Regions from separate parts of the Homo sapiens genome. Here region 2 is linked to region 1. Evidence: chromatin loops called from intact Hi-C (ENCODE). Cell type or tissue: heart right ventricle. All regions are shown on one strand. Links, peaks and the distances in the headings refer to the core of each region. The heading gives the core; the rest is flanking DNA.

The links. A loop is a pair of places that touch in the nucleus more often than their neighbours do. Peaks named below come from ENCODE experiments on the same cell type or tissue, not always from the same donor. Only the 100,000 strongest peaks of a DNase experiment are listed, where the experiment ranks them.
Region 2: a loop joins it to region 1, with 1.9 times the contacts of the local background. A loop is called at or near these places in 58 of 110 quality-filtered maps.

The regions. Positions count from the first base shown.
Region 1 is chr3:9,423,201-9,440,357 of GRCh38, reverse strand. It overlaps SETD5 (SET domain containing 5), which reads right to left. Exons shown (of 23, transcript NM_001080517.3): 2 at 15,832-15,891; 3 at 11,349-11,535; 4 at 6,408-6,513; 5 at 5,873-6,024; 6 at 5,476-5,534; 7 at 4,452-4,630. The coding sequence starts at 11,419. Among named protein-coding and RNA genes, the nearest start is that of SETD5, 34 kb to the right of the region's middle. In heart right ventricle, for the core only: no CTCF peak of the experiment used is centred there; no DNase peak of the experiment used is centred there; H3K27ac peaks cover 1,464 bases.
Region 2 is chr3:9,366,604-9,380,771 of GRCh38, reverse strand. It overlaps THUMPD3 (THUMP domain 3 tRNA guanosine methyltransferase), which reads right to left. Exons shown (of 10, transcript NM_001114092.2): 3 at 13,787-13,864; 4 at 9,236-9,712; 5 at 6,126-6,256; 6 at 2,884-2,953; 7 at 154-269. Among named protein-coding and RNA genes, the nearest start is that of THUMPD3, 11 kb to the right of the region's middle. In heart right ventricle, for the core only: no CTCF peak of the experiment used is centred there; no DNase peak of the experiment used is centred there.

The DNA.
Region 1 (17,157 bases), core at 1,263-9,262:
ACTTGGCAATTGATGTGGCATAAAAGAGTAATGGACTGGGAGTCAGAGGATCTGGTTTCTATCATGCTTTTGTTACCAATGAGAGGTGAGACCTTGAATAACTTCTTTAAATGGGGAAGCTCAGTTTCTCCATTTATAAAGTAAGAAATTAATCTGGATCATAGTTTCATCCCATCACTGTGATTTTATGACCATTTTAAAGTCATAAAAATCAATTTTCTAATCAAAGGACTGACATCAAGTTCATAAGAAAATCTTCATACAAATGAACAGTAGAGACCTCAAATTTATCACTGCTTAAATTTTTCATACTCACTGAATATCTGTGTTAAGTGTTAGCCCAAACTGGTTTTTTGACTATTCTCCAGGAGAATGCATGTTTTTGTATCACTTATTATTTTCATAATACATGTTCATTCTAAACCTAGATGTGATCTTAATCAATCAATCTCATTAATCCAATCCCAATCTTACTACCCATATAAAAAGTTATTATTTGAGTATATCTTTCTAACACTCTATTTTCAACAATTTAAATTACCACATTCTAAATAATCTGAAGAGGTGAAGTGAGGGGAGAGGAGTAGGTAGGGAGAATATAGAAAATGTCTAGGAGGTACTTTGCTATACTCCTCTAGGAAAACCATTGCCCTCTATGGTGACAGTATTGAGAAAAGATTACTACAACTCAGGAACAGCTTCCTAGGCAGACAGTGCCTGAGCTACAGAGACAAAGCATAAGCCCAATACATGTTCTCCTCCACGGTGTTCAAGACTTAAGTGCCATCAGAAAACAAAACAAACACTGACAGTGATGATGTCATGCTAGTGATGATTAGAAGGAAAAGACACTGTAGTACCAAAGCTACTTGAAAATCCATGTCCACATTAAACTTGCAAACAGGTACAATAAAATTAAATATACTTTCTATGAATGGCACAGAAAACACTGATGCTTATCATAACACTTTCTTTTACCACTTTTGCATCACTGTTGCTGACTGATTATTGTCTACTATCCTTTCTGCAAGGAACAGGAGTATAGAAGAAAAAAAATCAACACTATTGTCTCCACATTTCTTACTAGAGTCCAAAAGACTGAACAATAAACAAAGGGATCTAAAGAAACACCTAAAGCCAACATACTGACAATCAGAGTATCGCCTGCTTGACATCAGTAGCAGTTGCGCAAAAGAATAGTGCAAAACCTTAGGCTTAATGGAGCTTACAGACTAGGGGGACTGGCAGTGTCCAAACAATATTCCCAGCTTTAAGTGGCAATTGTTAAACTTACACTTGATAAGTGTACTGTATTCTGGAAGCCTCTGTCACAGTATTAGCCATTGTTCGCTAATCTCACTGTGTGTTTACTCTGCTGTCCCATCCTTCAAGGCATTAGAGACTCTACCTCAGTTGGGTTTAGAGTAGTGGTTCTCAATTGAGGGAAATTTTGCACCCAGGTGACATTTGGTAATATCTGAAGACATTTTTGATAATCTCAACTGAGTGTATGAGTGTTACCGGCATCTAGTGGGTAGACACCAGGGATCCTGTTCACATCTTGAAAGCACAGAACAGTCCCTTCCACAACAAAGAATTATCTGGTCCAAACTGTCAACAGTGTCAAGACTGAGAAACCCTGATTTACAATTAAGTCTTCAGTAGGGAAGCTGCTCTTGACACTGGGATTAAAAATCCAAATGATAATTTTTTCTAATTCTTATGGCTCCCACCTGGATCACTGGAGGAGTTTTAAACTAGTAATTCTGAGCATAAAATTTATAACTCAATTTAGAATTAAAAGAATCAAAATGACTAGTAATTTTTTTTTCTAAATTTTAACACACCTGTGAGGCTGTCAACCTCCCAAAACTGTAAGCAAAATATGGGGTTTATGTGCAGTTTTCTGGTAGAGCCAGTTTATAGCTTTTGAAAGGTTTCGAGCTTCTGGAGATAAGTTATGATAGTTGCTTGATAAGAGAAAAGCATTTAGTAGCCAGGATTAGGGCTATTATCTGCCTCCAAAGTCTATTTAAAAGGCCCCTCTCTAAGCAAATGAGACAAAAATAAAGGGGAAGCTAAAGCAAACTTGGCCACTTGCAAGAGACGGATCCAGCAAAGGCATGATTGATTTGTCTTCCAAGACACATCCCAGGCCTCTGATGCTCTGTAGCTCTGAGTCCTCTCCCAACTCTTTCACAGGTATGTGCAAGTCTGTTTAAAGATAGATACTAAGTGGGGCCTTCAAACTTTAGGTAAAGTGCTACCTGTAATCTTTGCTAACACCAGTCACACTGGTGCTGCACATAAAGCAATCCTAAAAAGCTTATCCTTACTGAATTTTTTTTTTTTTTTGAGATGGAGTCTTGCTCTGTTGCCCAGGCTGGAGTGCAGTGGCGTGATCTCGGCTCACTACAACCACTGCCTCCTGGGTTCAAGCGATTCTCCTGCCTCAGCCTCCCAAGCAGCTGGGACTACAGGTGCCTGCCACCACGCCTGGCTAATTTTGGTATTTTTAGTAGAGATGGGGTTTCACCATGTTGGCCAGGCTGGTCTTGAATTCCTGACCTCAGGTGATCCACTTGCCTTGGTCTTCCAAAGTGCTAGGATTACAGGCGTGAGCTACTGCGCCTGGCCTTACTAAAGATTTTAATATTTATGCCCTATAACTCTCAATAGGAAAGATCCTGCTTTTGTATCATTTAGGAATATGAATACTCATAAACTTGAATTTAATTCTATTTAAATGCTTTGAAGCCCCCAGTAATAATTTGAGAGGCATGTTTTCCTCATATATATATATTTATACACACACACACACACACACACACACACGTAAAGGAGGATACCAGACAGCATAATCAAATCTCCTTTTGGCAAGCTATTTTTAATCAACCAGCACCTTACACTTCTTTTAAACCATTCCACATACTTGCTCTATTCTCCAAGTTCTTTACAAAATCATACTTCATAAACTCTTTTATTTGATATCTTAAGAAACATGCTAGCATTACCTAAGTTTTTTCCACCAAACAGATATGCTAAGAGAAAACAGTAATTCTTATCAATAATACAAGCGTCCTGCAATTAAAGCCCACACAGTGCTAGGGTAGATGCACAAGAGATCCTGTATCATTACCAGAAAAACTCCACTCCTAAGGTTGAGTTCAATCACAGTGACAGAACACACTAGCCTCATTTTGTTTGGAAAAATGTCACTTACCCCCTAGGAAAGCAATGAATGAAAAACCAATCAATGAAGGCTGATTACAGAAAGGGAAAATATTTCAGAAAATGGCCAAGAAAATCTACTTTGGAGAAAAGCTCTATGAAAACTGAATGGCAACAACTACAAACTAATGAAAAGCAGAGTCCAAGATTCCCAGACCATCAATGTCAGGAAAGAAGCTGACCAAAATGCAAGATCACAGTGAAGTAAAACACAGCATCAGCGAAGATTACCCCTTACCTTCATCCGCAAGGACTTCCGGGATCCCTCTCGAAATGCCTATCCCAAGGAGGAAAACAAGTAGAACAAACAAAACTTGGTACCAAGAATGACAGTTATACCTATCTGAGACTAAAACTAAGGCACAAACTAGTGTTCTATTCTGTCCCCCTTTCTCTAGGTAAAAAATACAATGGAATTCCCCAAACTATTACCAAGAATAGGGGTAGCTCAAGGCCAATGAACTCTGAGACTAATTTTAATACTTTCTACTGTGAAGCTAGGTAATTAACAGGGAAGAGCATGCATCTCTTAAATCCTATATGCACCTCTGATACTAAGAGAAAAAGTAAATAAAAAAAAACTTTAAAGTTGCAGATTTACCAGTTTTGAAACTAAGAAGGAAACAAAGACCAATCCCCTTAACAAGGGATGAACAAGTCACCTAGAAGCAACAAAGTTGCTGTGATGGGGAAGAAAGAACACAAACCAGAAGAAGTTTCTCCCGTAGACATTTTAGCTGAGAATACAGGAAAGTGACCATGACACTGAGGAAACCTAGACCATACAAGAGATGTTTCCTGATTTTTATTTTTTTTGAAACAAGGAAAAACAATCAACCCAAAGACATGAGGCATGTAACCAGGACAAGAATTTCAGACTGTACTTTGGGGTTGAGAGGTGGGGAGATACTGTAAGGATAGTGGAAGCCTAGACTTGAGGCTGCAACACATACGGGATTGTGCCAGGTAGGGCTGGAATTTCATACCTGGGATGGGGACTGGAGTAGAAGAAACTTTGAGCCAGTGGTGATGATATGGTGTGGCAGAAGAGAGGTTGGTCTACATGTACATAACACAGATTAGCTGATTTTTGCAAGTAGAACAAAAGTGGCCCTTCAAACACCTGGATCAAACTTCTTAAAAGAATTTTGGTGCATTCTTGCTCCAAAATTTAAGCTATTTCAGACAATTTCTATTTAAGATATTTTTACCCTGCATACCTTGATTTTCTTCGTCTTTGGTGCTGCACGACCCTTTTCTGGACTCTTTTTCCGCTTCTTGGGTTTGGTTCTTCTAACAGTTAAGGTGATGCTTGTAGGTGTGTGCTGTGTTGCTGTATACAACACAGTGGAAGGAGAAAGCTCCTCATCCCAGCTTTCTGTTGCACTGCTATCCCCACCTGAAAAATGATGATTTCATAGTTCAGGTACTAATAGCCTCAAAAGTACATTAAAAGTAGCTTATTCTTTTAGGTGTGCCCCACATGCAGTAAGCCATTACTTCCACTATTAACTCTTATCATCTGTAAAGCAACGTTAAATACTCATCTTCCTTAAGAAAACAAGATTCTATGTCATTGGCATTAAGCATATAAACCCTGTTCCTCATGGTATTTATTTCTCCCCTTGTATTCAGTCCCTAAGCTTCGCTGACTCAATCTATAACAATTTGAGACTGGCTAATTTTTAAAACAGGAATCCATATTTTTTGTGTTCACAAGGAATACTTTGCTACAGGACTAAACTGTTCTCAACACATTTCGTTTACAATGAGAGAACTATACAGTGGTCTTGAGAGGACTTCTATCTCTTTCTGTGAAAAGAGCTGGCTGGGGGACCATGGGAACTTGTAAGAGGGGTTCTTTTTTTTTTTTTTTTTTTTTTGAGAGGGAGTTTTGCTCTTGTTGCCCAGGCTGGAGTGCACTGGCGCAATCTCAGCTCATGGCAACTTCCGCCTCCCGGGTTCAAGCGATTCTCCTGCCTCAGCCTCCCAAGTAGCTGGGATTACAGGCATGCGCCACCACACCTGGCTATTTTGGATTTTCAGTAGAGATGGGGTTTCTCCATGTTGGTCAGGCTGGTCTCAAACTCCCGACCTCAGGTGATCCGCCCGCTTTGGCCTCCCTAAGTGGTGAGATTACAGGCGTAAGCCACTGCGCCTGGCCAAGAGGGGTTCTTAAAATGAACATTCAGATCACAGAATATTTTTATGTCAAATTGTGGACCTAACCCATCTTCCGCTCACCTGATATGTTGTCCTGCTTCCGCCGATGAAGTCTAATAACCTTCCCCCTGCTCATTCCCCTAAAGAGGGAAAATAAACTTAAAGTAGTCCTTCCAACAGCATGCATCACATCATAGCACACATGGGCGAAGTGTCTCTGCATATGCTACCCCCTCCCTCCCACCTACCAAATGTTTCCAGGACATTAAATTTCATATCAAATTCAATAGCTTTAACATCAATCTCTCATTCCTTGTTGTCAGCAATTCTCACCTAGTGCAGAGAATTCGAGCCAAGGAGCACTAAGGAATCATCTACATTAACAAACACAAGAAAGAATACTTTGAGCTTTTCCCTACTTGTAAGAAACCCTAATCCCAGCAACCCAGACTTAAATTTAGATGGAACAGGATCTTACCTGCACTTGTCACAGTTGAGAAGGAAGCCATCCTGAGAAAGACCACAAGGACACCAGGTAGGTACAGTTTCTCCTTCAGAGTTCGGGCTGTCTCCACAGCGTTCCTCTACAGGCGACGGCAGGCCATTCAGGTCAGAACGAGGGATGATCGTCTGGACAGGGGGAGAAGCAGGAGGTGTCGGAGGAGGAGGGGCTCCGTAATTATGATCCTGAAAATAAGATTTTTTAAATCAACAGTGTCCAAACACTGGCCCCTCTCTCCCCTAAAGTATGGTACATATGGAAAGAAAGAAGAAAGTAGTACCCTTTGTTTTTTGGCTTCAACCAGGAAAGTGATAAAACAAAATGCCAAGGTCAACTGGGACATAAAAACAAGAACAATGATGCAGGGCTAGACGTCCGCTGGAGTCAGGGAAGTGCAAAAGGGGCAACTTCGTCATGCTGCATATAAACATTTCAAGAAAGTCACAATGTATAAGAATGGATTACACTCCAGGAAGATCACTGTTCTGGAGAGAAACAAATGCATACTCACAGCATAAGGCAGTCCTCGACACCCATGCCTCTGAGTGGTCCCATAATTATGAGTGGAATACACGCTCTTCTCATTAACTGCTGGACTAGCCTCCACAGATTCAGGGCTGCACAAAGGCGAAAAGCAATGCATGATAGCATAACACCTAATCTTCCCTTAAACTAACACTTCATTTCCCATTCTAACCCCTCCTCTTTCCACAACCACTAGCCACTAGGATAAGAGAAAGAACTCGGTGAAACAATCTTATTAACATAACTAAGCCTATAAATAACAGTAGGAGTGTTATTAAATGTGGATTTGTGTGTAACATGAAGCCAGTACAGGCAGATGTCTGAAGGCAGGCACCTGAGATACAAGGTGTCCCTAATGACAAACACAAACGTACCAGCTGAGCGGGGAGTTTCCCCTAGAGAAGCCACTCTGGGCTGGTTTAGACTCAGAACTATTCTTCTTAATTGGATCTCTTAATACTTCCATGAAACCTCACATGACATTTGCAGTGAGTGAGATGATCAAAGTGCCTTCTGCACTGCCCCAGGGACCAGGCCCTCTTCCATTCACTACCAAGACAGGATACCCTGAAGAAAGTACAGGTAAAAACAATGGCATCTTATATTTATCATACCTCTCATCTTGATGAACCCCCAACACCTTTCAAATATTAGAGTAATAATTTCTCATCCACCAATGACATGCAAGCATATTAAGGACAAAATTATTTATCAGCTGCATGATAATACCATAGAACTTCAAAATAAAAACTAAACTGTAAAGTTATGTTAGTCTACTGACAAATAATAACAACAGTAATGGCTACCATTGTGAACTGCCCAATATTTGTTAGGTGCTTTAAATACATATTAATTCATTTAATTTCAGCAACCACTAAACATGGTATATACTCCATTTTTACAGAGTGGGAAGATGTGGTGGTGAGATTACATGACTTCCCCAAGGTTACACACTGACACAGCTAAGATTTGAAACAAAGTCTGTCTGACTCCAAAGTCTATGCTCTTTCCACTACAGAAATGAGAATGACATTCAGTCCTTTAAAGAAAATTATTTGAGACCTTTATTAACCAGGCTTAGTGAGAAGCTTGGTTTAGTATCTTTTTGTACCCTTTGTGAGTAGAAAATAAACTATTCAAGCGCAATGTATTATTGTAGAATTATACATGTATTCAAACTTAGAAAATTAATATAAGCCTTTACAATAAAAAGGCTTTGATGGCAAAGGATAAAAATCAGGTTTATGGGAAGAAAGAACTTCAACTCTGATTGTTACCTGGTTAGGTTTTAGGGAATACTGAAGGGTAATTCAAAAATATAAAGTTTGTATGGCTTTGCAGAATAGAATAGTAATTTGTAATTTATATTAATTAGAACACAGATTCACAAATTAGAAACTCCGATGATTGGTATAACTCTAACTTAGAGATTAATGGGTCTTTCAGGGAGTCAAATAATGCATATTGTTCGCTTGAAATAACAAGTCATTTTTTCCTGCTTAAAGATATACAATATATAGTACAGCAGGAATAAGTGTGCAGTTCAATGTGGTGCAATGTCAATTGAGAAGTGAGGGATCAAAGAAAATTCTGAGATATGTATCCAACTCACCCAGTTATATGCTCCAAAACTGTGAGAAAGGATCTTATTAATAACAGCAAAGGAAATTTCTAAGTGAAGAACTTTAGACAGAGGAAAGTATTCTCTGTTAGTGAGGTGCATGCATTTTATTACTTAAAAGTGTCTGCAAGATGGGAACGGGGGAGGGGTACATCAAGAATGCAGGTCAGTATTCTTGAGAAAAAGATGATCTGAACATGGCTCACTGAGAGGCAATCATCTCTGAGTATTAGGAAACAGGTGGGGTTTCCTAAATGAAACCAAAGGCAGACAAGCATTAATAAAATGAAGGTATAATTTAGTTTCTATGATGGACAGTTAAAAGAAAGTAATAAATTTATACAACATTGTTAATTTACTAGGTACATTACTAGATAAACAAGTATTCCAAAGAGCTGTACATATTTTATATAGGTTTTGTACCACTGAACACATGGAGTGAAACATGATAGCTGTTTATTAGGAATGGATTTTTTTTTGGTGGGAGGGGGACAGGAAAAAGGAAAGTTGCATGAAATCAAAGATGGCCATGGAGATGGAGCTATGCTGGTTGTATCTTACCCATCTCCAAACGGGTAAATATGAACATATGCACTTCATGTGCAAGTCTAGGGAATAAAAATAAAATGTATATTGTGGAGGTTAAAAGGCCATCACACTGCACAATACTTTCTAGTTAAGCACAGCATTTAATATATTGCTGTGCATGCCAAATATAAAATTTAAACTCATATCTTCTGATGAAGAAACTCTGCAATTTCCATATTGGTTACTGATTGAATACACAGTTAGACACTTACAGGTAACTACAAGATTTCCTAAAATATTCCTTGATATATATACTAGTTTTTATATTTTAAAATATGAATTAAAAGTTTGGAATAATGGAATTACATCTCTTTAGCAGCCAACCACTTTATGCAAATGTAATTACAGGCTTTCTTCTCCTATCACTGAATTGGACACATACACAGAAACCAGGCTCACAACAGATATACTCCATCAACAGTGTTCTAAGTACAACATGCAACCCAGCTGCTATCATGCCATTTCTTGGAAAATGCCTGAAATTCTGTTATGGTAGAGTTGGAAATTCAGAAAAATCTTTGTTTTGCTTGTTACATCTACAAATTTTCCTACAAACACACACAAAAATAAATGCGTATTGCATATAGTTGCCATCAGATTTAAAATTCTATGAAGTGAAGTCTACATCTAGTTGAGTATGCTGCACTTAATACCAGGTTTAATCTTAAAGTGCCCAGAACAGCGAAATAGGCATGATGAAACATTAATAAATATCATTAATAATTTAACAGAATGGTATGTAGCTAGTTACTGACATTCTTTCCCTTTGCAGAAATGCATAACTATGTAGCTAGTTATGACCACAGTATCACAAATCTGTCTGGAGATCATGAATGAAAATGTTTCAGGAAATCCTAGGATATGTTGGTGTTAACAGAGACAGCGCAGTCACATTTGTAGACCAGAAGTATTTTTATTTCTGGAATTAGTCCTAGACTCCCCAGCAGTATTTACGGGCAGTCATGTCTATACTTTGGGGAAAACACCAATTGTAAGATTAACTGCTCTGGGTCTTTTATCCAGCAATTCCAAACGTATTGGTTTAACCTCTTTGTTGAAATTTCTCACAAATGTTAATGCTATCTATCTATACAGTTAGACAATCTACATAGTACCAGGTTAGTAGCTGACTTTATAAAAACCTATAAACACAATACAAACTGGCTACCTACTAATGCAGGGAGAGTTTTAAGTACTTTATTTGGGGAAAGAGTTGTAAAATGGTTAAGTAAGTCTCAGTTACTGACATAACTAAATACCTTTTGCATGCAAACAAAACAAAACAAACAAAAACAAAAGAAGAAAAAAGCTCTAGAAGAAACAAAATCAACCCTTCCCCACCCCCAACCCTCCTTTCTCCTTTTTATATGGGAATAAGCCCAAACACTGCTTTTCATTTTAGACTACCCCAGAATATTATATACTATTTCTCAGGGTAGCTTTAAGTCTTCCTCTTTAAGGAACTCAGTAAACAGGTAAGTTATATTAGGTGGCTTTATGAAGAAATATACATGCTCTTTAATAATATTCTGTTTTAAGGAAGAAAACCACTTATTAATCAGGGATGTCATTCAACCCAGAAATCTGGTACAGTTGCTTTGCTTTGCTGAAGGGGGAAGAATCCCCAGGGACTGTGAAAATGGCAAGAGAAACAGGGGAATTAGAGCAACACCCACCTCACTCAAGAAGTGGCTGTGGGATCAAGAGTCTGAACTGGACCTGAACATATTCAAAACACCAGGATTTTTCCAGCCCAGACCCTAATCCCTGGTACTGCCTGGAATAGACTTGGCTTCTGGGGGTGTGCTGCCCCCTAGGCCCCTTGGGTCTCTTTCGCTGGACTTTCACATCCTGGTGTAGTGCCACTTCGTCTTGAAAGGTAGGGGGCTTCCACTTCCTTTCTGTAAGCAAGGAAGATTGGGTACAAGGGAGGTAAAAGGACAAGAGGGGGAATCTGTGAGCAGGGGGAATCTCGGACAACTTAAAAGAGAAGGGATACAAAAGACTAAAAATTTTAAAACTGTGAATAATATATATAAAGTTGTATAATGAAGGCCTACCTTCATTGTCATTTGGCATTTACATTCTTCAAGAATTGAGAGTATAATTTTAGGGATTGGGCCTTTGGACAAACTCTGAATTCCTAAAGCTGCTCTTAGCTGAAAAAAAAGTTTGGTACCACTGATTTTGAAGGTCCTCTTTCTAGGCAACGAATATTATAAAAAAACAGATGACGCTGTTCTCCATGTTTTCTACCCCAGATGTCAGAAGGTCTAGGCAACCTGCCCATATAGTTTCGGCCCCTTTACTCTAGAACAATGGGAAGTACATAGGAAGAGGACTTCAAGGAAAATCAGTTGGAAAGAACACCTTCTTATCTCCCTCCATCAGAATCATTAACTCTACAGAAGCAGGTAGTAACACCTACTTTATTCCAATTTTCTCCACCCATTAAAACAAATGAAAATGAATTCCTACTTTGCAACTTTGGTTCTATTAATTATTTGCCCAGAAATACCCCTCTGAAAACTCTTCCTTCCCCTTCTAATTCCTTTTTTCCACCACCTTCAATGGGGGTAAAGGGAAAGGTCTAATGTTAATTACAGTGGAATAGGATCTGGTTAAGAAAATACTACATATTATCCTATTAGCTATCCATAAGAAGGCTGTCTCCACACAGACTGATAATGTACCTACTACCTAGAAAGTAGCACTTACTCTGATCCAGCAGCCATATCTGAGTAGGATGTATCTGATGTGGTGACTCCCAGAGGGATTGCAATGCTCATGACGTCCAACACAGCAGAGATTGGAAATCACGGGGTCCAATTAATGGAGACTGACCACTCTGAGAGTGGGGGTGAGCTGCAGAGCCTCATCCAACATGTTATGGACATGAGGAATCCTGTAACAGAAAAGGAAAATATCTAGTAAAATAAATACCTAGTTATCAGATAGTTCTTCAAGTTTATCTTAAATGTTACTGAATATTTTTCTGCATTCTTGAATAAGGCTTTTAAGGGATAATTATAAAATAAATACAGCCACAGTGTCCCATGTTTACTATGCATTTCATTAATGTTTCACAAAGTAGGGGGCAAAAAGTTATGTTTACTTTTGTTTTTCTTTTCAGTTGAAGGGAAAGGAAGAGTCTGCCTATCTCACTAACCAACACATTCTCCCCATTCTAAAACTGCCCAAACAAAATTTTCTGGCAGCCTAGGATATAGCAAACAAGTTTTAAGATAAAGGATGGTTATTAAAAATATCCCAGTTTACCTAAACTCTTTAAAAATTCAAGATCTTCATTTAAGTTTTTTTCCTAGGCCACAAATAAATGCAGTTTCACAAGCAGTCAATAATGTTATTTCTTCCAAATTAAAAGAGATCAATTTGTTGTTTATACTTGATTGGAAACAGCTGTTTCTTAGTGCCTTCTTTTGTCATTGAACACTCTCTTCCTTCTTTTAAATCATCTTAACTATAATTTTGGGAGAAGATGCAATCATCTTAGCAACTTTATTTGTGGGGTAATAATACGCTGCTAGATATGAACAAAAATATAAACCAGGAGGAGGCTATGCATGCGTGGGTGCAGAGGGTGCATGGGAAATCTCTGTATCTCCTGATGAATTTTCCTGTGAACCTAAAACTGCTCTAAAAAAGTTGACTACTTTTTAAAAACAACAAAAAAACCCCCGAAATCACGAAGAGTACAGTTTCATGATAAAGACTAAACAACTGTGTATGAAAAAGCGGTGAGGATAGCTTGACATGGTGACCATAAACCAGTGAAAGCTGGGAACAGAAAGACTCAGAAATTACTGAAGTATAAAAAAATGCAAAAATAGATTAAGAGATTTGGAGGTATGGTGCAGAGGGAAACAAGTGTTCTTTGTGTGACTTTACATTAGTAGTTTTACAGTAGTGTAAAAAACATTGAAAGGATGAAACAAAAAGCATTTTATTTGGGGGGGAATAAAGTCAATGTGAATGTCAAAGACCCATGTTAACAAGGACTTTTGCAAAAAAGACTACAAAGAGAGTCATGACTGATACACTGATTCATAATAAGACATTAGAACAATTATTAATACTAAAAAAACTAAAGGAATGAAAAGTACATGATACCGACTGAGTCAACCCAGGGGGTTAATGTAAATTTTATTTTTATTTTTTGAGACAGTTTCACTTTTGTTGCCCAGACTGAAGTGTAATGGCGCAATCTTGGCTCACTACAACCTCCGCCTCCTGGCTTCAAGAGATTCTCCTGCCTCAGCTTCCCAAGTAGTTAGGATTACAGGCGCCTGCCACCATGTCTGGCTAATTTTTGTACTTTTAGTAGAGATGAAGTTTCACTATGTTGGCCAGGCGGTCTTGAACTCCTGACCTCCGGTGATCCACTCACACCTCAGCCTCTCAAAGTGCTAGGACTATAGGCGTGAGCCACCGTGCCTGGCCGGTTAATGTAAATTGTAAATGGTAGATGGTCTGAGATGCTCCAATCTTACTTTGATATTAATGCAAATAAAAAAAATTGTGGGCTGGGTGCAGTGGTTCACAACTGTAATACCAACACTTTAGGAGGCCAAGGTGGAAGGATCACTTGAGTCCAGGAATTTGAGACCAGCTGAGACAACATAGTGAGACCCCAACTCTACAAAAATAGTAAAAAAATATCAGCCAGCCATGGTGATGTGTGCCTGTGGTCCCAGCTACTTGGGAGCTGAGGTGGGAGGATCACCTGAGCACAGGAGGTAGAGGCTGAGGTGAGCCATAATCATGCACTGCACTCCAGCCTAGATGATGAAGTGAGACCTCTGGGTATGACAATACGCCTGTTCCTACACCCAATTGGAGGTGACATATAGCTGGGCTGGGAAATGACTGGGCCAGATGAAGTGGCTCATTCCTGTCATCCCAGCACTTTGGGAGGCTGAGGCAGGTGGATTGCTTGAGCTTGGGAGTTCGAGACCAGCCTGGGAAACATGGCGAGATCCTGTCTCTACTAAAAATACAAAATTTACCTGGTGTGCGCCAGGCGCGGTGGCTCACACCTGTAATCCCAGCATTTTGGGAGGCCAAGGTGGGTGGATCACTTGAGGTCAGGAATTCGAGACCAGCCTGGCCAATGTGGTGAAACCCCTTCTCTACTAAAAACACAAAAATTAGCTGTAGTGGCACACGCTGGTAATCCCAGCTACTCAGGAGGCTGAGGCAGGAGAATCTCTTGAACCCAGGAGGTGGAGGTTGCAGTGAGCCGAGATCACGCCACTGCACTCCAGCTTGGGCGACAGAGTGAGACTCCATCTCAAAAAAAAAAAATAAATCTGGTGTGGTGGCATGCACCTGTAGTCCCAGCTAACTCAAGAGGCTGAGGTGGGAGGATTGCTTGAGCCTGGGAGGTGGAGGTTGCAGTGAGCTGAGATCATGCCACTGCACTCAGCCTGGGCAACAAAGTGAGTCCCTGTTGCCAAAAAAAAAAAAAAAAAAAAAAAAAAAAAAAAAAAAAAAGGGACTGATGAACTTTTTTGCCTTTAGGCCAGTCTTACACATGTATGTTTCCTTTCCCTAACAGTATATCCAAACAGAGACCTTGGCAGTACATCTTCTAAGCCTTTGGGAAATTGAAGTAAAATCTGTAAATGATAAAACAAGAACACTCATCAAGTAAACCCAAAAGACAGTTAAATACTGGGGGCTGTTGGTCACTACTCTTTCTATTAGTCTTACTGTATAATTCAGATTAAAAGAAAAGCCCCAAAGCTGTCTGACCAGATAATCATATGAAAGTCTGATTATCACCGTACCTCCCCTGATCAGCAAAGGGAATCTGAATTGTTTTATATTTTCAGTAAAAGACTTAAACCAAAAACCGTACTTAATATCATTAAAAACCCTTTGTTGTAGCCATTACGACTGTACACCCATTTAAAAAATGCATGGTTTCACGGTGAAACCCTATCTCTACTAAAAATACAAAAATTAGCTGGGCATGTTGGCATATGCCTGTGATCCCAGCTACTTGGGAGGCTGAGGCACGAGAATCGTTTGAATCTGGGAAGCAGAGACTGCAGTGAGCTGAGACAGGGCCACTGCACTCCAGCCTGAGCAAAAGTGAAACTCTTTCTCCAAAAAAAAAAAAAAAAAAAGTACAGTTTCTAGATAAAAGACAAGTTATAAACCCAAGATGATAGTTGATATTTTTCCTAGAGCAATTTTTAAAAGATATACTAAAAGGAAAAGATGGAAAAGTTACTTCAGATAACATCTTAATGAGTGAATAAATGATTGCTACATTCACTAATGAAACACCAACCCAGCTATTTTGGATAGTTGATGAATCCTTAAGAAACATTAAGTCAGCCCGGTGCAGTGGCTCACGCTTGTAATTCCAACACTTTGGGAGGCTGAGGTGGGCGGATCACCTGAGGTCAGGAGTTTAAGACCAGCCTGGCTAACACGGTGAAACCCTGTCTCTACTAAAAATACAAAAAAATTAGCCGGGCACGATGGCGGACGCCTGTAATCCCAGCTACTTGGGAGGCTGAGGCAAGAGAATCGCTTGAACCCGGGAGCCGGAGGTTGCAGTGAGTCAAGACTGTACCATTGCACTTCAACATGGACAACAAGAATGATACTCTGTCTCAAAAAAAAAAAAAAAAAAAAAAAGAAACATTGTCGGTAACTATAAATTTCTATTTCATAAAAATTATTCCATTTTCCTTGTGTCTAGTTTAACATGACTGTTTCATTCTTCTGATGAAAGCAACCATAATAGGTTAGCTTGACCATCTCATTCTAACTAATGCTTTAATAATGATGAGGCTTCTTAATTCAAATTCTGTTAATAATCCCAAATTTCTCAAATATTACCCTAAGAATAGTTCCTTCCCTAAGTAACTCTGTAAAATGTAGCTATTAAAATGTTAACCGAGGAACATTTAACAGATCATCTAAATGCAGTATTTTCTTATTATAATTTGTTTGTTTTTTCCTACCAGAATATAAACTCTATGAGAACAGGGATTTTTATCCACTGCTGTAGTTTCAATGGCCAAAACAATAACTGACACGTAGAGAAGTTCCAGAAATATCTGCTAAGTAAATTATAATCACAATTTACTACAACATGATTCCAGCAGTCATTAAAATGCAAAAAATAAAACAGAAATTAAAAGGATTTACTTGGGTCAGTCACCTTTATATAGACTTCTGAATATGAAGTCCCCCCAAATTATCTGCTAGTAGTTCTGAAGACCTAGAAAAAGTTGAGACAAAAATTAGTACAGAAAGAAATAACATTGATGAACACACAGAATGGAATTCTACAGCTATATTATGTTTCTGTATACTGTCTTGTTTATCATCCTACATCTATACTATCTCGTTTACCACCCTACGTCCATCCGGCACTGAATTTTTTGCCCTTTAATTTTTTATTTTTCCATAAAGCCAGAAACGAGATGGTAGAGAAGGAAATTATTTGACTTAAATGGTAAATACTTATGTCACTGGCTAATTTTTCCTCTTCCTTCAAATTAGAATTATCTCATTTTCCAAGGGATCCCTTCTTTTTCTCTCTCCTAAAAGGTGCTTCCCTTCTTCACTGAACACTTCTCAAATTCAGAGTTCTTTCTTTAACCCGATGTCCGACAACTGTCCAGCCAGACAAGGGGCCATCATCACCCATTAAATTACAAGTCCATATTTATTACTCCTTTCTTTCCCTTCATTCCACACCATCTAGTTTCTTGTCCTACTATAAAAAAGAGTGATAAAAAGGAGTCAGTTCTATTTGCGGTCAAATGGAAACATGCTTAAAAAATGGCGCTTAAATTAATTTTCTACCTTCCAAAAAGGAAGGGAAAATGATCAGTATCCTTTAAGTCTCTGGTGTTTTTTCCTAAAAGTCAAATTTAACGCTAGCCAGAGTTATTAACACCTTAAAGATTAACATATCATAAACATGAAAAGAGCTATTCATAGGATTCCAGTTACCAAGCATTAGAACGCATGCATTTCATTTATGTTGATGTTTTATGATTTCTAATTTTAAAAAACTGGAAAATAAACTATTTTTTAGAAACGATTTAAAATAGTACACCCAGAATTAGAGAAATAAAAGTATCAAAGTAACAGTAAAAGGAAGGAAGAAATAAAGTAAATCAAGGAAGAAGCAATAGCAAATAAGAAAGAAAAAAAGGAAAGGAGGAAAACAGCGAAATAGATGTGAGTGTACAGTAGGGGGTAAATGAATGCATCACAGTTTCAATTTATTATTAATTTAACTATTTCCAGAACAATCCATCAGAATCCACAGGAACACTAGTAAGTTCTTGGATTCAGAAACAGACACAGCCTGTATCTTCCAGTAGTACCGAGTACTCTCTTTAGGAGGTGCCATTTACATACAGTTTCTAGGGAAAAGGATGTTAAATAGAACATGCCAGAAATGTTTCTTAATTACCCCATCTTTTTAATTGGTTTCAGAAATGGCCAACAGTCTCTGTATCATCATTCTGAC
Region 2 (14,168 bases), core at 1,861-9,860, 60 kb after region 1:
TCAATAAACTTTAAAAATGTAAATGGAGTCTCATAGTATATTCATTTTGGTTACAATGACGTCACAATGCACTGGGAGTTTTAATTCATAAAGTCAATATAAAAAGTGATTCTCTAACTCTAAAAGATGCTAAGAAATCTTTTAAATTTTTACCCTTCTTTAATTTGGCTCTTGGTCAATAAAGATGCAATGTTATTTGCTGCTCTATTCACAGCCAGTGGATTATTATCACCAGCAATATGGAAACAGTCAGACCATTCAGTGGCCCCCTAAAAGATAAGAGTGTATGTTAAAACAAAAGTAGCAAACTGTAAAATATGATTAAATTGTCAACAAACAAAGAAAATCCAGTGCTTTTCTAGAGTGGCAAAACATTGCATGTTGTCAACTGTGCTATTTCCCTGGCTGAAAATGCCCTCTTATTCTTTCTCTGCTTGCTGAACCTCTACCCATCTCTTAAGACCCAGCTCAAACCTCATGCCCTTTCAACATCAACCTTAACTCTCCAAGCAGTCTTATGTGCCCCTCCCAAAAACACTTTGTATGTACGTACCTCTGCCACTGCACTTGTCCCACGGTTAATTATTTCTTCCCCTTTATGCCTCTCAACTAACCTGGGAGCTCTCTGAGGTCAGGTCTAGTATTTTATTCAGTTCCTCATCCAGCAGTGTCTGGCACACTAAATTCTAAGTTAATGCGGTTTGAAAATATTTGAGATTTGTGGTTGTGGGAGTTTACATAATCTGATATATTTGAAAATTGCAAAATAAAATGCTATTTCCGGCCGGGCATGGTGGCTCACACCTGAAATCCCAGCACTTTGGGAAGCTGAGGCAGGAGGATTTCTTGAGCCCAGGAGTTTGAGACCAGCCTGGGAACATGGTGAAAGCCCATCTCTACAAAAACACAAAAATCAGCTGGGTGTGATGGTGTGCACCTGAGTCTCAGCTACTCGAGAGGCTGAGGTGGGAGAATGGCTTAAGACAGGGAGGCAGAGGTTGCAGGGAGCTGAGATTACACCACTGCACTCCAGCCTGGCTGACAGAGCAAGACCCCAGGTCAAAAAAATAATAGTAAAATGCAATTTCCTTTGTATGATAGGCTTTTGAATGGTAACCACCATATCACTGGAAGGATTTTGTAATTATAAATAAAAAACCTGTCAGCAGAACATAAATACCAAGCTGTCACATGTCATTTGTGGAATGAGGTGACGTGACCCTAGGCCTGAACAATGTTCTATGCAGATTAACAGAAGGTTTCTGACACGAAAGCCGGGAAAGGTCTGCCTCTGCTTAGGGGTGAGTAGCAAACACCTTTGTGTTCCTTTGTGAACAGTAACATACTTCTCATCCATGAGTGCAGTGTTTCATAACTTTTTCTTTTGCCCAGACACTTGAGGGTGATAACATACCCTGTCTACAATCCTACGATGACATCAAACAAAAGGGAAGTTGAAGTATCCCAGAATTTTGGGTGGGTGGGGATGTAGAGGGGACCTAGAGTTTGAGGAAGGCTCTCAGTGATTCCGATTCCCAAATATTCTTTTTTTTTTTTCCTAAACCTATTTGGATTTTCAGCATTGGAAAGAATTGGGTTTTATAGCATAACACTTCTAAATTAAAAAAAAAAATTATTCTAGATCAAGTATTTTATACTTTGGTGAACAAATCTTTATATATACCTTGTCAATTTATTCATAATTTTATTCATTTTGATCATATATCGGCTTAGGTTTTTCTACATTGACATCTGCATGTCTACTCTTACATGGAAATGGCTCAAACTTCATGTTTTAATTTTTTTCGGCCTTTATTTTTACTCGGAGCTCTGTTGTGTATTTCTTGACATGCGGTGACCTTACCTGCTATTTCATACACATATCATGATTTCATACTAGAAAACAACACTCTGCTTTCTTCCCAGAATCCTTCTTGGCCACAAGAAGGACTGGGTTTTTACTGTGCAGTCTCTTTAAGCCACAGTAATTTCTCTAGCTTTCACGGAACACAGTCACATGTAGACTTCTATGATTTCAGTCTTGGATTTTAACTCCCAGAACAGATACCATTTTCTAATTACAGTTTGGATTATTTCTCCCCTTGTGGGCTTGCTTTGGACTTGCTCATCTGTCCAGTTTCTACCCAATCATATAATCTGCTGTGTCTCCCTGCAGTTTATTCAAATTGGCTGTCAGTATACTATATGGAAGAACTACTATGTTTCACACAAACTTCAGTGATTTTACTGGGAGCTCCCTCTTCTAAATTCTTTAAAAACATATAGATGATACTGATTATTCAAGGGGAATCTACTGTGAAATATTCTCCATTTAGAAAATGCCTTTCCATTTCTTGCTTTGCTTTACACAGTTTTTATGAGTCCTCTCAATATCATGGTAATTTTGAAAACTAAGAGCATTTGGTATTAAGCTTGTTAGACTTCCTAAAAAATCCAAGTAATGTTCATAAGTTTCCCCTTTTTACAACTATACTTATTCCCTCTAGGAACTTAAGTGGATTACAGAGAAGAAAATTGCCTTCCTCCAGTTTATGCTTATGCCTTCAATTATCTTTTCCCATTCAAGTCTACCAGCTTGTCTGTTACACAAAGAGGACTCATCGGCAGTTTGTAATTCTCAGCTTCCTCTGTAATCTAGTGAATAGATGTCACTAACAATGTATCTAGGCCAGTGGCACATGGCTCTTTGAAATAAGTAGTTACATTCTTTACAAAAAAGTTCCACTTTCTATTGTTAATTGTTTTAAAACTCTTGGGTCCACTGATCCAACCATGGAGATTTCATTATGTCTAATTTGCCCATTAGGTCTAGAATATTCTGGATGTATCACTCTTATCTAAAAGCTAAAGAAATATGATTACCTCTATTGGTATTGCCCCAGTTCCACACATTGGATCGACTATTATATCATAAGGTAGAGGATCACAGAGCCTAGAGAAAAGAAAACAGCCTATGTGAAGACTCACTCAAAAGCTGAGGCTTCTATACTGATGATTCCTGAAGCTTTAAGATTGAGGACCTACCACACTAGCCCGAAGGAACACCAATCTACACATATTTTAGAAATCAATTTGTGGCCGCGCACGGTGACTCACGCCTGTAATCCCAGCACTTTGGGAGGCTGAGATGGGTGGATCGCTTGAGGTCAGGAATTCAAGACCAGCCTGGCCAACATGGCGAAACCCCGTCTCCACTAAAAATACAAAAAATTAGCTGGGCGTGGTGGTGGGTGCCTGTAATCCCAGCTAGTACAAAGGCTGAGACTCGAGAATTGCTTGAACCCAGAAGGCGGGGATTGCAGTGAGCCAAGATCATGTAAGATGCAGCCTGGGTGACAGAGCAAGACTCCGTCTCAAAAATAAATAAATAAATAAATAAAATCAATTTATAATGATATGTTGACTGTATATTCCATTACTTGGGGAAAAAAAATCCTTATAACTAAATCTCCTTTGACTATCTTCCAAAATCCCATTTCACTCTCAGATGAAATTTAGTTTGCAGACATCTTAAAGTACACATGTGTACACACACACACACACACACGCTCATGCATACTTTTTGACAACAGTGTTGTTTTCAACAGAAACCTGTATTACATTAAAAAGACTCAAAAATGTCTCAAGTCAAACATGCATCAATATAAGGTTACTGGCAATGAGACATTCAGTATTCCTTTCCTTCTGAATTTAAAGCTAATCTTGATATAAAAAAATTGCTCTGTGGGACTAGGTAATAAAAAAAGGAAAAAAAAATGCTTTACTTTGAGCACTTAGTATTTCCTGGGCATGGACTTAAGCTCTTTCCATGCATTATCTCACAGAATCCTCAGTAAGGACCCTGTTAGATAATTATCATTATTCTCATTTTAAAGGTAAGCTGATGCAAGGAAACATGAAGTTACCTGCCCAGGGACACAAAACTAGTAGGTAACAGATTCAAGATTAGAGGCATTACTGTTAGTGGCTTAACTGTTATCCTCTTTATGAAGCATCCCACCCTGAAACAGGTCAGTAGGTTTCTTCCCTTCTCTTGTTCTTCTAATCTTTTCATGTGCTGGTGTGGGACTTATCGCATGTATGATAACTATTTATCTCCCTCACAAGACAGATTCTTGGGGGTTAATAGTGGGTTCTTATTGTAACATTGGTCCTGCTCTATCTCCTTGCTCCTACTCCTCAACACATGGCAATAGAATCCTTGGCAACCCTCTTGAGGGGGTAAGCACCCTGTACTCCAAGCCATTCCTGATGGTCAGGGGTGAATATCTGACCAAAACAATGTCCATCAGATCCTCTCTTCCAGGAATTTGGAACAAAGAGCTAAAAGCCCTAGGCAGTGTGGGTTGGTCGTTTGGAATTGGAAATACATAAATTTAGATGAGAAAGCATGTAGATGAGAAGAGACAAGAGTCCACAGGCTCTAAGGGGAGATAAAAATGGCTGCCTACATTTCTGGTGGTTTTCCAAGATGTGGTTCCTACCCTTCTTGAGAACCAACATTCAGTTTTTCTGTAGAATCCCCAAGATTTCTCTTTATCTTTCCAATAAACCCCTCTCTGGCACAATTATCACTTTTTTATCCTAAACTTGATTACTTAGGTTTTAAATATTTGCACCCAAAATAACACCCTCTCTGTATCCCTGGTTTCTACCATATGCCTGGCAGTAGATAATGCATATTTGTTAAATTAATGAAGACTAGAAGATTTTCCTTTATCAAATGGGCCCAATTTTCTATTATCGTCATTGAATTAATATGTTAGGAAGATAAAAGATTGGAAGAGAAGGAATACAGTCGTGTACTGCATGACAATCTTCCAATCAATGGTGGACCAAATATATGAATGCAGTAATTATAATACCATATTTTGCCCTATCCTTTCTATGTTTAGATACACAAATACCACTGCGTTACAACTGACTACAATATTCAGTACAATAACATGCTGTACAGGTTTGTAGCCTAGGAGCAATAGGAGATACCACATAGCCCAGGTGTGTAGTAGGCTACACCATCTAGATTTGTGTAGGTACACTCCATGAGGTTCGCACAATGATGAAATTGCGTGATGACACATTTTTCAGAATGTATCCCTGTCATTAAGTGATGCATGACTGGACTTAACTACCAGGACATACCAGGCACTGTATATAATAGGTATTTTGCATATGCTTCAGCATTTAATCCTCACTAATAATCCTTTAAGTCTCACATCAAATCCATTTTGCCATCTGGAAAACAGAAGCTTTAGAGAAAATAAACATTTTCAAGTGGTGGAAAGAAGCACCCAATAAAAGAGAGAAGGGCAAAGGAGAAGGAAAGATAGGTCGTGTACTCTGAAAAGCAAAAAATTCTAGGATGATTCCTGAGTTGCTGTGAGTATAAAGCTTAAAAATATAAGTAAAAGCTCTTTCTGTTCATTTACACGTTATACACATAAAAATCTCTGCTTTCATCTTTTTCACTGCACAGAAATGAAACAGCAAAATTTACTCTTATCTCCCAACACACATATCCTTGCTAAACAGAAATGTGGTAACCTCATTCAAGAGGCAGGTGAAAACTATTACTCTCATTTTAAAATCAAGAAAACCGGGCGCGGTGGCTTACACCTGTAATCCCAGCACTTTGGGAGGCCGAGGCGGGTGGATCACCTGAGGTCAGGTATTTGAGACCAGCCTCGCCAACATAGTGAAATGTCGTCTCTATTAAAAAAATACAAAAATTATCTGGGCGTGGTGGCAGGCACCTGTAATCCCAGCTATTCGGCTGAGACAGGAGAATCGCTTGAACCCGGGAGGCAGAGGTTACAGTGAGCTGAGATCTCGCCACTGCAGTCCAGTCTGGGCGACAGAGTGAGACTTTGTCTCAAAAAAAGAAATAAAGAAAACTGAGCCACCTATTAAGCAGTATTTTCAGATCACAAGGAGTCAATATTGGATAGAAGGGAAAGAAATAGATCATTAGCTTTCCATTCTATTCTTTATCCACTCTATTCCAACACAGTACCTCAAACACACATACACACAAATCAGTATTTTGAAGGGAACATTCAAACCAAGGTGCCACTTTAAGCTGGATGGCAAACTCATTTTCTTACCTGAGCATCCCATAGGCAAGAGTTGATCTAAGAGTTGTAGGTCCAAAATGTGTTATATTTCTTCGGTGGAGACTCTCTTCAGTCAATGCAATGCCCACAATGACTTCATTATCATGGATGTTCAAAAGAACCTATAGCAAAGTGGAACAAGACAAAATAGTTTTAGGATTGTTCAAACTGCGCTTAGTAATAAGACTTTTCTGACCTGGGCCGGTTCACCCCTCCTTAGGCAACCTGTTGGTCCCCTACTCCTGGGAGGTCACCATATTGATGCCAAACTTAGTGCAGACACCTGATTGGCATAGCGCACCACAGCCCAGAACTGTCTAAAAAGTTAAGACATTTAAAAAATACATATTAAAAAACCTCTAAGCCTTCAAAATATGTTTGTGTTATAAAAATTGGGGTGAAATCTGGTTGTAGCCAATAAACATAGTGAATTAAAAGAAAATAATAGATATTAAAATGAACGAAAAAAACTATATACTATATGATTTCATTTATATGAAGTTCAAAAATTGGCAAAACGAATTTTTGGTGGTAGCAGTCAGATTAGTGATTGCCTTGAGTGGGTACTGACTGGGAAAGGGCAAGGGGAGCCCGAGGTACTGGAAATAGTTTGTATCTCTATCTGGATGCTGTTTACACATCGTGTATATAAGTAAAAACTTACTGAAAACTTAAGATTTGTGTACTTAAGGGGTGCAAAGTGTATCTCAACAAAAAAGTTTTAAAAATTGGTAAAGTCTCAAATAAAAAGTCTTATTACACTGAGTGCAGTGGCACAGGCCCACAGTCCCAGCTACTCGGGAGGCTGAGGTGGGAGGACAGCCTGAGCCTGGGAGGTCAAGGCTTTAGTGAGCCATGATTGCACCACTGCACTCCAGTCTGGGTGATACAGCGAGACCCTGTCTCAAAAGTGAACTAAACTAAACCAAAATGTTCCCCAATCTTTCACTGAAAGACTTCCTGAGCTTAACCACAGCAGAAGCACAGCTGATACTCATACAGCACTTCCTAATGCAAAGCACTATTCTACACATTTTACATACATGGCCTCATCTCATATTCACATCCCCTAAGCTAGGTATTATTCCCTTTATAAATGAGGATACTGAGGCACAAAGACAGCTCCTCAGGAATTCCCTTTTTGAGACAGGGTCTCACTCTGTCGCCCAGGATTGAGTGCAGTGGCATGATCACAGATCACTGTGGCCTGGACTTCCTGGGCTCAAGCAATCTCTTACTTCAGCCTCCCAAGTACCTGGGACTATAGGTGTCTGTCATCATACTCAGCTAATTTTTTTTTTATTTTTTGTAGAGACAGGGTCTCCCTATGTCGCCTAGGCTGGTCTAGAACTCCTGGCCTGAAACAATCCTCCAATCTTGACCTCCCAAAGTGCTGGGATTACAGGTGTGTGTCACCACACCCAGCCTCCTCTGGGATTTAAACCAATGCAGCACGGCTCCAGAAACTCCTCTGAATCACCTTGCTAACTTTTAGACATCACTGTTCTGGTTAACCTATTCATTTTATTTTTTAAAATATTTATTTTATTTTTAGTGGAGACAGGGTCTCACTATTTTGCCCAGGCTGGTCTCAAATTCTTGGGCTCAAGCGATCTGCCTGCCAAGGCCTCCCAAAGTACTGGAATTACAGGTGTGAGCCACGTATTCATTTGCAAGGCAGTGTATGAGGAAAAAAAGGAATGGGGAATTAGACTCCTGATTTGACATGCACAAAAAAGTTAGAATCAGTGACTTGCCCCAGATTCAAGTGTCCCAAAAGCAACGGAAATTGACTCTTTGGTAAATATATCAGCTGCTAGAGATGTTTTAAGGTGTCAGAGACTTAAATACTTTAGTTCCTATGGTTCACATGTCAATCACCCAGATAAAAGAGGATTAAGACCAAGGAAAGTAAATATACTAAAATGAGGTACCTGGCTTTGGAAATCTAGCAGAATTTAAGAAAGAGGAGAGCTGACTCTAGGATGAGTATTAGCAATGATGTCCTGGTTTGAGAAGGTCAGGGTTTGTTTAAAAAATGCACTTTTTTTTTTTTTGGAGATGGAGTCTTGCTCTGTCACCCACGCTGAAGTGCAGTGGCATGATCTTGGCTCACTGCAACCTCCACCTCCCTGGTTCAAGTGATTCTCCTGCCTCAGCCTCCCCAGTAGCTGGGACCACAGGAGTGTGCCATCATGACGGGCCAATTTTTGTATTTTTAGTAGAGACAGGGTTTCACCATATTGGCCACGCTGGTCTCAAATTCCTGACCTCAAGTGATCCACCTGCCTCGGCCTCCCTCCCAAAGTGCTGGGATTACAGGCGTGAGCCACTGCGCCCAGCCTTATTTTATTTTTTCAGTAGCAAAGCTCTGCAACCAAGACACACAAAAACAAAATAACTATTTTAATTCTGGTTGAATTTTATAATATGAAAGTCCATATAATATAGTAAAAGAGTAGTCTATTAGAAATCAGGCCAGGTGCAGCTATAATCCCAGCACTTTGGGAGGCCAAGACAGGCAGATCACTACAGGAGTTTGAGACCAGCCTGGCCAACAGGGTGAAACCCCATGTCTATTAAAAAATACAAAAATTAGCCAGGTGTGGTGGCATGTGCCTGTAGCCCCAGCTACTTGGGAGGCTGAGCACAAGAATCACTTGAACCAGGAAGGTGGAGGCTGCAGTGAGCTGAGATCGTACCACTGCACTCTAGCCTGGGTGACAGAGCAAGACTCTGTCTCGAAAAAGAAAAAGAAAACAGACAACTCAACCTTGATGGCTTCCATCTATGGAGCACTTAGTGTATGCAAGGTATTGCACCAAATATTTTAAATGTACCTCATTTATCCTTCAGGATAACCTTAAAGGTACATAATATTATTGGCTCCATTTGAAACAGAGGCTCAGAGACTATCTAGTCCAAAGTTATACAGTTGTGGAGTTAAAATTTGGATCTAAATCTGTCTCCATAGCCTATGCTCTTCTTAACCACACCCTACTATTTCCTCAGTTTAATTGTGCATAACATTGGGTTAGTCTGGAAATTCTACAAATCTGTGACAGCATTCTTCAATCACCACAGTCAGAGCCTATACCTACCTCCACATCAAAGTTGGTCATGTCGGCCTTCCACTTAAAATAATCTTGAACAGCACCCCCAAAATCTCTTGCAGCCTCATTTGAGGTAAAGCAATGTTTCTCTCCTGCCCTGTTGCATGTGACTCTAAACTTCAGCACTTGAGGCTCAGTTTCTTCTTTTGAGCTTTCATCAGTCTCATCTTTGCAAGATGCCAAATCATCACCTATTAATGTTGATACATCCTCTTTGATGGCTGGATTTTCATAATAATCTAAGATATGAGAATCTAAAGCATGGCTAGTGAACTCTTTTTTAACATTTCTCTGATCGATTTTGACTTCTTGTCCATTATTAATCTTCTCTTTACTTGAATTCTGATTTATCTTTTTGCGCTTTGCTTTTTTCTTTTTAAAACTGGCATTAATTTTCCACACTTTTAAGGGGTTTGACCATGGGAGTTTTCCAGCCAAGTCTTCAAAATCCTTTAGAACTTCTTCCTGTAAAGGACAGAGAAAGAAATTCATTCATTTCTCACCACTATAATCAAACAAATAAACCTCTACTTTGCTTATGGACAGTTGGTATCCGTGGGGGACACTGGTTCCAGGACCGCCAAAGACACCAAAACCCAAAGATGCTCAAAAGTCCCTCATATAAAATGGTATAGTGTCTACATATGACCTACACACATCCTCTCAAGAGTAACTTAAATCATCTCTATCTTACCTATGATACCTGATACAATGTAAATGCTATGGAAATAGTTGTTATACTGTATTGTTTGGGAAATAATGACAAGAAAAAAAGTCTGGGCTGGATATGGTGGCTCATGCCTGTAATCCCAGCACTTTAGGAAGCTGAAGCAAGTGGATCACTTGAACTTAGGAGTTTGAGACCAGACTGGGCAACATGGCAAAACTCTGTCTCCACAAAAAAATACAAAAATTAACTGGGCATGGTGGCACGTGCCTGTAGTCCCAGCTACTCAGGAAGCTGAGATGGGAGGACTGCTTGAGCCTGGGAGGTCAAGGCTCCAATGAGCTATGATCACGCCAATGCACTCCAGCTTAGACAACAGAGCAAGATCTTGTCTAAAAAAATAAATCTTTTACAAAAGAGAATGAACACTGACTACAATATTCTTAAGGAAAGAAAGCCTAACTCCAAATTTTATACCCAAACTATCAGCCAAATATAAAGGTGAAAGACAAACATTTCTGAACTCATGCCATTCAACAGATACAAATTATAACAAAAGGACAAATAATGTGCCTATAATCTATTTAATTATATCACTAAAATGAAAACAAGTGTAGGGATTGTGATTATAAAGCAGAAGGTAAATGTTACAAACTGGCATGTAAATGGGCATACTGATACCCTCATCTCTTACACCCAGAGGTCAAAGGATAGAAGTTAAAGCTGATAAATAAAATGTAAGTATATTTAAAAGTTTAAGGGTGAACACTAAGAAAAATAACTGAAAAATAAAGGAAAAAAGTATAAATATGCCAATTTCATCATTGCTTTTAGCAGGGATTCAAAAAATACCGTGTATATATGGTAGATAAGGTAGATAATATCAAATTGTAGTTATAAAGGTAACAGCTAGAACACACACACATAAACCTTCCAAACTATTAGAAAACACAGGCATATGAAAAAAGTAAAGACATAATGTAAAGATTTTTCAAATTAAGAAAAAACAAAAAGTATGAGCATGACAAAACTAAGACTAAACAGTTGTCATTATCAATAAGTATCAATGGGATAAACACAAAGATGACACTCAGTTTGAATATGTACAAGAATTTACATAGTGTATTTGTTGCACCACTGTAATAGCAAAAGAATGTGAAAAACCCTCATGCCCTAAAATGGGACTGGTTAAATTATTATACAGCCAAACAATGGAGTATACGCAGCCAATTCCAGCAATGATACTGCCAGGATCTCCAACATATAGGTTGAACATTCCTAATCTCAAAGTCCAAAATCCAAAACCTAAAATTTTTTTGAAGTGCCAACATGATGCCACACAGGTAGCTGAGATAGTGACACCTTTGCTTTCTGATGGTTCAGTGTACACAAACTTTGTTTCATGTATAAATTATTTTAAAAATCATATAAAATTACCGTCAAGCTATACGTATAACGTATATATGAAACAAATGAATCTTGGATTTATTTATACATAGGTTCCACCCTCAGAGTATTTCTTTCTTTTTTTTTTTTTTTTTTTTTTTTGAGACGGAGTCTTGCTCTGTTGCCCAGACTAGAGTGCAGTGGCGTGATCTCGGCTCACTGCAACTTCTGCCTCCCGGGTTCAAGTGATTCTCCTGCCTCAGCCTCCCGAGTAGCTGGAATTACAGAAGCCCGCCACCGCACCCGGCTAATTTTTGTATTTTTAGTAGAGATGGTGTTTCACCACCTTGGCCATGCTGCTCTCAAACTCCTGACCTCATGATTCACCTGCTTTGGCTTCCCAAAGTGCTGGGATTACAGGTGTGAGCCACCATGCCCAACCCAGAATATTTCAAAAAACAAACAAACAAAAATCCAAAACATTTCTGGTCCCGAGTATTTCAGATAAGGGATACTCAACTTGTATATGAAAAAAAAGCATAGCGCAGAAAAGTATGTATGCTATGCTTTCATTTGTGTAAATAAAATACATTTATTCGTAAAATATCTCCAGAATAATACCCAAGAAATTGCTAACAGTTGTTGCCTCCAGGGAGGGAGCTGCATAGCATGAGGATATAGGAACAAAGACTTACTTTTCACTCTATATCCATTCAGTCTTTACAAGTTTGCTCCAAATACATGTATTAACTAGTCTTTAAAAACCCATATAAATCACAGATTTGTTCATACTTTTAAAAAGGCAGATGGAGGCCAGGCGCGGTGGCTTACGCCTGTAACCCCAGCACTTTGAGAGGCCAAGACAGGTGGATCACGAGGTCAGGAGTTCAAGACCAGCCTGGCCAAGATGCTGAAACCCCGTCTCTACTAAAAATACAAAAATTAGCCGGGCATGGTGGCATATGCCTATAGTCCCAGCTACTCGGGAGGCTGAGGCAGGAGAATCGCTTGAACCCAGGTGGCAGAGGTTGCAGTAGGCTGAGATTGTGCCACTGCACTCCAGCCTAGGCAACAGAGCAAGACTCTGTCTCAAAAAAAAAAAAAAAAAAAATATGCGCGGGTGGAGGTGGGGAATGGGGGCCAGGTGCAATGGCTTACACCTGTAATCCCAGCACTTTGGGAGGCTTAAGTGGGAGGATCACTTGAGCCCAGAAGTTTGAGACCAGCCTGGGCAACATAGTGAGACCCCATCTCAATATTTTTTAAAAGAGGGGGGTGGGGACTAATAAATTCATGATTATCATCTGAATACTTAAGAGAACTCATTAGAATTGCTTTAAGCTTTTCTAAAAGTTAGATTTTTACTTAATACAATTTTTATCTATTTTCAGTCTGACTTTTTTTTTTGAGATGGAGTCTCGCTCTGTCGCCCAGGCTGGAGTGCAGTGGTGTGATCTCTGCTCACTGCCAGCTCCGCCTCCCGGGTTCACGCCATTCTCCTGCCTCAGCCTCCTGAGTAGCTGGGACTACAGGCGCCCACCACTACGCCCGGCTAATTTTTTATATTTTTAGTAGAGACGGGGTTTCACCGTGTTAGCCAGGATGGTCTCGATCTCCTGACCTCATGATCCACCCGCCTCGGCCTCCCAAAGTGCTGGGATTACAGGTGTGAGCCACCACGCCAGGCCCTTAAGTCTGACTTCTTTTAGGTCTGGTCTTATTGTTTTCTAGGCTGAGGGTTCATACAACTTTGACTCGTTTTTGAATAACGTTTTGGAAATCAACATGCTTGCCAATAAATAAAAGTTAGACAATTAGGTAGCGTATCACAGTTGTTTTTAAAAAGATTATTTCTAAGATACGTAAAACTGATAGAAAAATGTTTTTAAGCGGTTAACTCTAGAAACCTAACCAAAAAGCAGTGTGGAAAAAACCTAAAGCCTTGCTGCAATCTATTTTCAACCTTCAGCTTAGGCAGCAGCTGAATATTTAGGATTCAGATGCTAAATACATATTGGAGACAAAGCTGTTGTCCTAACAACTGAAGGAGTATTTAGATGTTATTTTGGCTTTATTTCAAAAAATGAAGAAAGAGAAGAAAGCAGAGCAAAAGCAGGATGGTGAGGAAGTGTTATTTGTAGAAGACACAAACTGTCACTTGTTCTTTGGTTCATGTTCTGGAAGCAATTCTCTTTTGGAACTAAATATATGTAAAAGCAAAGCAAATCTAAGGTTTATATCTCTTACAAGTAAAACAAGGTGTTTTCTTCTTTCTTATAAACTTTAATGGTTTTCAATACTAATTTTCAAAAAACATCTTTTGGGATAGACTGTCAGCAAAACTCTAGATTTTACTGTAAAAGCCTCCCAGTATTCTCTATTACAAAGACTACAGTAATGCTAAACTTTCACAGACTATGAAAAATGGAAATAATCTCTTTGTGGAAGACAGCCAAAAATCAGCCACCATGTTTAGGATAGCTCACCTTTGTTTGTTTGAACTGGTAATCTTGAAACTCCTGAACCACCACAAATAAGTTATCAACTGATCTCAGACAATGAACCTGGGTGAAAAAAAAAGAAACACATTTCTGAGAAAGCTTTTGAACAGCACAAGCTATCAACAATTAAGTATTTAAAAAATTAGGAATGATAGTTTTAAAGCAGCTACTAACTATATTTTGTATTTTTAAAATGTCCCATCTCCCTAGTTTCTCATCTCTTTGGTTACTAATCAGCTTTCCCCTAGAGAAAGGGAAAAAGGGCAGATGGAAAGAGAGAAGCATGAAGTGTTTTGTGGGCAACACGTCTTTTGTGGGAGAAGAGAAAGGTGAAGCCACTCAGGTGGGCTGTATCATATTTCCTCGA